Linked DNA regions of Mus musculus: all the other regions are linked to region 3. Evidence: chromatin loops called from intact Hi-C (ENCODE). Cell type or tissue: left cerebral cortex. All regions are shown on one strand. Region 1 has its middle 49 kb from the start of Gm34667. Region 2 overlaps Dio3os (deiodinase, iodothyronine type III, opposite strand). Region 3 overlaps Gm34719 (a long non-coding RNA gene).

What was found. A loop is a pair of places that touch in the nucleus more often than their neighbours do. Peaks named below come from ENCODE experiments on the same cell type or tissue, not always from the same donor. Only the 100,000 strongest peaks of a DNase experiment are listed, where the experiment ranks them.
Region 1: a loop joins it to region 3, with 6 times the contacts of the local background. A loop is called at or near these places in 5 of 42 quality-filtered maps.
Region 2: a loop joins it to region 3, with 2.3 times the contacts of the local background. A loop is called at or near these places in 4 of 42 quality-filtered maps.

The regions. Positions count from the first base shown.
Region 1 is chr12:109,973,960-109,976,459 of GRCm38, forward strand. No RefSeq gene overlaps it. Among named protein-coding and RNA genes, the nearest start is that of Gm34667, 49 kb to the right of the region's middle. In left cerebral cortex, no CTCF peak of the experiment used is centred here; DNase peaks (open chromatin) are centred at 1,406 and 1,827; H3K27ac peaks cover 346 bases.
Region 2 is chr12:110,275,181-110,277,680 of GRCm38, forward strand. It overlaps Dio3os (deiodinase, iodothyronine type III, opposite strand), which reads right to left. Exons shown (of 4, transcript NR_002866.2): 2 at 2,371-2,500; 3 at 1,446-2,246; 4 at 204-397. Among named protein-coding and RNA genes, the nearest start is that of Dio3os, 1.6 kb to the right of the region's middle. In left cerebral cortex, a CTCF peak has its summit at 1,047 (motif pointing left); no DNase peak of the experiment used is centred here.
Region 3 is chr12:110,046,288-110,048,787 of GRCm38, forward strand. Gm34719 (a long non-coding RNA gene) reads right to left here. Exons shown (of 3, transcript XR_873006.3): 3 at 141-536. Among named protein-coding and RNA genes, the nearest start is that of Gm40574, 23 kb to the left of the region's middle. In left cerebral cortex, no CTCF peak of the experiment used is centred here; DNase peaks (open chromatin) are centred at 1,442 and 1,725.

The DNA of each region.
Region 1 (2,500 bases), 72 kb before region 3:
AATCTACTATGCCTTGGGTGCTGTCCTGTGGAGAAGTCCCACTGGGAAGGGAGGGGGGGACCAGATAGGCATTTGGAAGGAGCAGTTGACTATTTCTGACTCCTCATTTGTCCCTTCTGACTGTCCACTCAGTCCTCATTTTCGGCCTATGTCAGGGTCAGAGGCAAAATAACCACCCTGACCATGCCATTTGGGACACGCAAGATGCAGTCCGAAGACACCTGAAGCAAGACCTACACTTTGTGTTCTAATAGCCTAAGCCCTGGCAAGGGCCACATGTCACCTAGAGGCAACCCAGCTTGAGATCTGGGCCTATGGGAAGCCCAGGGTTATATGTGGCACCTCCCCTGCCTCACCACCCAGGCAGTGAGACGACCCCAGCAGGAGGGGGAAAGCAAGGCTGAGGAGGGCTCAATTGGGGGGAGGGAGGGTGACGGGGAGGGAGGGTGGTGGGGAGGGGTTGGTTTCAGAATCTAGGGAGGTCGTGAAAAACCCACACCCTGTCCTGTGTTAAGATGGCCTGGCCTGCCAGTTCAGCTCCAAATGTCATCCACATGGTCACTTGCAAACAGCTCTACAAAGCAGCCTCCCAGCTCCCATCATGCCCTGTTCTTCTGTGCACATAGACCCAGCCTGACGAGAGTCAGCTTAGTCCACCAGGAGGTGCAGATGTATGCTCTGAGTCCGGGACTGTGGGAAAGGCTTCATCAGAAACGTTTGCTAGGTGCCACAAGGGAGATGGGAGCCTTCAGAGCAGATGAAAGGAGAGAGCTGTCTCTTTGTTGTCTTATTGGTCTCTCTGTGGAGAGACACCCTTGCTGTGCTAACAGGCAGCTCTCTTGGATAGAGGGGAGGAGGTCTGGGAGCCGTAGTACCTGTGCTTGCCCCAACTCTTCTGTAATCACACACACACACACACACACACACACACACACACACACACACACACAAGGCAGAGTCCCTTTCTCTGGCCCTTTCTCTTAAGTTTCTCCTTCTGAACAAAGCTAGGGATACAATCTCTTTGGGACCCCCTCCATCCCCACATTAATCACTTTGGTTTCCGGAAATCGTGAGGATGGAGCATAAAGGAGTATCTGTGTCTAGCTCCTGCCCCTGAGGTCACTGCCCAGCCACTTTCCACAGCCTCAGCAGCATCCCTTCTATCTTAGTGGCCTCTGTGAGCCTCCAGGGGACCCTCTGAAGAGTAGCAGGCAGAGCTGAGGACATGACCCCCACCTGGAAGACAGCGTTCTATCCTACAGAATGCTGCCAGGAGGTATGTGGGCAGAGCGGTAGCGGGATGTGTACTGAGGCCTCCCCACACTGTTTCCCGTGTACCTGCCTACGTGACCAGAACCTCTCAGAGGCTGCTCTCTGTGTGAGCCCATCCTGCGATCGACCAGGCTCCACAGAAGGGAAAGCAGGCTTTCCAGTGCCTGCTGGCTGCCCAGGTGGCTGAGAGCCCATCTTCAGAGCCTCTGGTGGATCTCACTTCAAATCTGGGAGCTCAGACCTAAGTGAAAACCCCAAGCATGGAACAAAGCTGCTACTTAAGAGTGGATGTCCTTGGGTTCCTGGAGGTCAAACCTTGACTTGATCCAGACTGGAGAAAGGCCCTATTATCCCAGAGCCTTGTTATCTGGGAAAGTCCCAAGGTGTCGAGGTGGGAGAGGTCAGCTAGTGGCATCCATACCAGCTCCCTTTGGCTCATGGTCTCATGAGCCAGGTTTTCCGGGATGTGTGACCAGCAGGAGACCGCCTCCAGACAGCTCCGATTGTCCACGCCGCATGGCAGCGTATTGTGCAACGGCCCACTGAGTTATCTCTCCTGGGTGCCAGGAAACAATTGTCCCATCTGGCTTGCCATCTGGGCCCAGAGTCCATGCCAGCTGGGCACTCAGTCCTGAGCCGTCTTCCTCTGGATGTCCAGTATCACAGAGCATAGAAGTCCTGTCCGCCCACATTTCTATGCCCCACAGTAGGCTGCCCATCCCATGAACATTAACCTCTCACCCCAGCTTTATGCCTCTGACACTAAGGAGTCCCCCCCCCCCCAAGCTTCTGGAGCTGGGCACAAGGCAGCCCCAGACTCGGGGAGATTTCTGAGGCTCTCAGAGCCAGCCTGAAAGCCCCCAGGCCTAGGGAAGCGCGTACCTAGCAGTGATGACCTTAAGCCACTCAGCTACCTCTTGTACTTTCTTATTCCATACTTTCTTTGGGTAAGTCCTGGTCCTTGCAAGTACTGCTCTCTTTCAGTCTTGGGTGTGGGTGTGCTGCAGGAGAGAATAGCAGAGAGAGGAAGCCAACACAGGCCATCAGAGGCCATTGGTGTGCCCAGAGGGTCAAGCTGCCTGTAGAAGGAGCTGCCTGAACCCAGAAAACAGACAAGTTCCTGGAGGAATGGTGGACGTTGATGATTAAAATGGTCTCCCAAGGGCCAGCAGTGTGGGGCTGGGTAAAGACCTGAGTTAGGATCTCCAGCACTCGCATTACATAGCTG
Region 2 (2,500 bases), 230 kb after region 3:
GTGGGCAGGTGGAGGGCATATTCGTTAGATGCCACACCCAAAAGGGGATGTTCCACGGAGCCAGTCCTAGATGACCTCACTCAGGCCTGCTGCCACCAACATGTCCTACCTTGCTTGCTTACCGCCGCCGTGTGCAGAGGGCAGAACGACACATCTAGAAATTCTCCCCAAACCCGGTTTTCAGTAAGTCCACACTGTACACGTTTCTCATTGCACAAAGCTTTATTGGGCCCCTCCCAGAAGTCTCTCCAAGGGATCCCGCCTGGGCCAGCCTGGGAGGTCTGCTGGGCAAACACAGAAATGCATCTGCTGAACAGGCTGCTGGCCACTGAGGAAGAAGGGCCAGGAAGAGGGAGTGTGCTCCTTCAAGAAGAGTCCAGGCAGAAAGTGGGCTCCCCTGTATGAGGAAGGGTGGGGCCAGGTCAGACCAGGGCTTTAGAAGAACAGGAGGACTATAGGGGTGGAGGGAGGAAAGAGAAGGGCAACAGGAACACCATGGGTGGAAGTTCAGAGGAAGGAAAACCTCAAGTGTCCAGAGACCAGGGTGGGGGAAGCAGACCAAGAGCGACAGGAGTGACGGTCAAGGAAGACTGAGCCCATGTAACCAGGGCATGATGAGATGGGGTCAGACCCAGGGCACAGGACTGTTATTCTCTGATGCTCTTCTCTAAATCTAGGGGCTGGGCCATCTTTTCTGAGTGCGTAGGAAATACCCCGGCTGGGAGACATAGAAGCCAGTGGCAAGACCCACCAACCTGCATGGGTGTCTCCTGACAGCCTTGGGAATGGGAGGCAGAGACTATGCCTGCCACACACTGCACACCAACCCCACCCGGAGGCTAGGAGATGAAGGGGTTAGTGTCAGGCCCTCTAAGCACTCCTTCCCTGGCAGACCACTACTACCCAAATCTTGGGAGTGGAAGACTGGCCAAAGGCCAGTCCTCCTCAGTCATGCCAGGACCTTGGCCCTCCTCCTCCACCAAGTTGGTCCAAGATACCAAATGGACCCAGCCCAGTGCATCCCTCCTTTCTCTCCCTGTCTGCCCTCTGCTGGAGCTGGGAGAAAGCAGGCAGGAGAGCCCAGAGCATACCATCCCACCCCGGCTCTTGAAACAGGACAAGTACCCCAACTTGTGTCCCTTCCCAAATCTGCCAGGTCCACTGAGGCCTACACCCCTCATGGATTTCAGAAGAGTCTTGGCCTTGGGCCAGTATTCATGTTCTAGACCACTGGGACAAGACAAGATAGTTTAAGTAACTGGTAGAAAGGCTGAGAACTACAGCTAGTTAGGGGTGCTCCCCTGAAGGGCATGGGAAAAGAGGACTGGGGAGGAAAATAGAGATGAGGAGGAACCGCAGAAAGGTAGGGAGCACTGGTGTGGTTGTCAAGCCAGGTATGTGTCCCCAAAGCCAGAATCACTGGCACCCCTTGGGTCTTTCCTCACCTGTACAGGATGCCAGGGAAGTCGAAGGCCTGGGTTCTTCATCCAAGGCTCTGGAATCCTGAGGTGTGGGGTGTAGCCTATTTCCCACACAACACCCGCCCCTGTCCAGAAATGTGGATGGCAGGGTTTCCCAAGTGTCCCATATCAGAAAGGGGTGATGTTCAGGGGTGACTGGTCCCATAGAGCAGGACCAGAAGGACTTCTATCTGTCCCAGACTATGGCTGCCACATGGCATATGCACCTACACACATAATGCGAGAAGGGGAGGATCGGCCTCATATCCCTGTCCCAGGTCCTTATAGGAAGAAGCAGGACACAAGCCCTAGACTGGTATCTCCCAGAGATGAGGGGATCTTGGGCTGAAGAGAACTATCTCTTGCTCTACCCAAGACAGCGCCCAGAAGCTCCCAATCTGTCTCTCAGACTCTCCAGCCAGAGTCTCTTCTCACTTTACCACCTAAGTCTGAAAGAGAGTGGGGGGGGGGTTGATCTGTAAGCTCAGAGGAGCCCTGCTTAGGGATAGAACCATGAGTGGAACCCCCAGCCAGGCACGTTCAGGGAGATTTCTGAAGTCCTCCTGAAAGACCTTACAAAGAGTGCTAGAAACAGCAAAGGAGTCTGATGGCTTCCTTCAGGTGGGAAGTGCTGATGTTTACTCCCTTGCCCCCAGAGCAGAGACATCCTCTGACCCAGAGGGAGAAGAGCCACTTTCACAGGCTGTTCACAGGCAGCACACTCCAGATCCAGCTGCTCTGGCGGCCACAGGTCCCGCGACCGAGGGACTCCCTGGGCAGAGCATCCTGCCAGGACAGCAGAAACCAGGTGGTGAGGGCGGGCGCCTACCTGGGCGCCCTCTGGGCTACTTGAGGTCGACTTTTCCGGACAAGTTCCATGGCTAATGGAAAGTGGTCTGACTGTGCTCACCCTCCCGAGACGCCAGCGCGGTCTCTGGTAGAGAAAGTTAGGTAGCTGGTCTCTCCCGAGAGGGCGATGCATGGGACGCAAGCAGCTGGAGCTGTAGTATCCGGCTGGGGTCCCGTTACCCCAGAGAAGG
Region 3 (2,500 bases):
ACTCACCAACCGTTCTTGGAAACAATCTCAAGTTGTGCTGAAAGGGTTAAGCCTAGCACCCAGTCACCGGATCTCCAGCTGGGGAAACTGAGTCACGCTACCTCCAAGGGATTTGTTCCGTTGGAGCTGGAGAAGGGGGGATGAAGCAGTTCAGAACACTGTTGGGACCTCTCCCTTCCACCTGCTCAGCAAAAGATTTGCCAGAGAGGAAGCACTTCCGGAAAGGTCCCGGTGTCAAGAGCAGCTCCTAAGCGCACGCACGTTCTCCTCAGCGCTCCTTTGCCAGGAAGCCTCCAGAGCATTGTCACACTGAGGTGGAAAAGAAACACCAAGCACAGGAGGAAGCACTGGCTGGGTGGGGAGCTACAGACCTAAAGGAGCGGAAGCCATTTAATCCCTTTGCCATGAGGACTCCTTGTAATTAAGATCCTTGGGAACAAAGTGATTCCAGGGCATTTCATGGAAGCTCTGTCTTCACACAGTTCAGGTCAGCTGTAGGCACCGGCGTGGTCCTAATTGATGGCTCCCGTTGGGTCCTGAAAGAAAAGACGTAATTGGGGCCACACAAAACATGTCTCGCCCAATTACAAGAATCGGCACAGACGGGCTGACCTGTGACCTATAAAACAAAATTAAGATTTTTTTCCAACCTCACCAGGAGGTGTGTTGTATGTGTGTGTGGCAGGCCAGCTGCCCTCGGCTCCCAGTTCCCCAGTGGTGAGGAGACAGAACACATTGGGAGCCCTGGGAACAAGTGCCACAGGCTTCAAGTGGCTGTTGGGTGGCCTTTCAGTTGGGGGCCAAGGGTGGGGGCTGACACTCAAATTTTTGTCCCAGATGCCCAGATATATGTGGCAAATGAGCAAGTTCTTTTCTATTGGGCCCTGGGTACCAGCAAGCCTGTTCTTTATAAACAAACCAAAATCGCCAACAACCCTGAGACGTGTTAATTATGTTTAGCCAGAAAAATTAAAGGGACTCGGGAGGGGAGGGCTGTGGAAAGGTCTTCGGTGTCTTGAGAAAGTATCCTAGTCCCAGTCCCCACAAGCCTACTCTCTTCCTGCGAACCCCAAGCAGATGTCCAGACTCTAGGGCAAGGGCTGAGCCCGGGTTCTCCAAGGCTTTTCTCCATCCACTCTTCAGCCTCCTCTCCTGGGGAGCTGTTTCCCATCTCATAGGGAGAAGCCCTGTGGATGAATCAACCATCCTTCAACCCATCACCCATCAGGAACCTCTGACAGCAAAGAGGTGGAGGCAGGCCCTCAGCTCCCCAGGAAGACACCCTAAGAAGTGGACCTTTGCCTTCCTGCAGCAAGTGTGGAGCCAGGAGAAGTGCAGTGAGCAGCCAACTCCCTTCCTTCTCTCTGCAAATCAACACGGTCCCCCAGACTTGCTCTTGGCACGCATTGCTTAACTGCTGCTGTTTTCTCTGAAGTCGCTGCAGAGAGTCAGATAGTGAGCTGGCATGCTCTTTTGAAATGTTTACCGTGTTCCTTAAAGCAAGGGACACGCTGGTTCCTAAACTAATTTGGGGTCGCTAGATCTTTTTTCTCCTTTTGGAAAAATCTCTGCAGTAAACACAGGACTTAAGTATAACTCAGATGCATCGGGGAGTCAAGTAAACAGACCCGGGGCTTTCGGGAAGACAGACTCGTGTAGATCTGCCCAGAGAAACTTATTCTCAGTTCCCCCACAGAAAGGCAAAGCAGTATGCGATCATTAAGCTGTAACAAGGAAGCACAGCCTGAAAACTGGGCGATAAATACCATCTGCTCTTGCCTTCCGTACAAGGAACCCCGAGAACGAACACCCTAGGCTCAGCAGCCATGCTGCACAGGCTCCGCTGACATGTGTAAGGAAACACTTTCACATGCAAACTGCTTTGGAAAAAGAGATTTTTATTTGTAAAGTGTGTGAGTGTGTGAGAGACAGAGAGACAGAGAGGCAGAGACAGACACACACACACACACAGAGACAGACAGACTGTCTATTGGTCTGTCTGTCTGTAACTGGGGGAACTTGTAGAGGTCAAAAGCACTGGGTATCCCAGAGCTGGAGTTATAGGCAGTTGTGAGTCACTCAACTCAGGTGCTGGGAACAGAACTCAGGTCGTCTACAAGAGCAGTAAGCGCTCTTGACTGCTGAGCCGTCTCATCTCTCAAGAAAAGCCATGCAAGACGACCAATTGGAAAAGAAGCCTCAGCATCTCAGCCTAGCAGATAGTACAGTCCATAAAAAGTAAAATAAAATAAAATTAAAAAGGAAAGAAAATGGGGGGGGGAGAAAGAATTAGAACTCGGAGCTTCAGGATATGCATGTAACTTTCATGATAATAAAATAAACGAAACGCATCCACATAAGCCTGAAATCCCCGCACTCAAATTGAAGCTCGGGAGTTAGGATGACATTTATATGAATTTCACGTGGTATTTTGATTGCATGTCCCCCCTCCCCCAAGGAGTTCAAAGGCATTTATAGATACTCTGAGGATTGCTCTGAT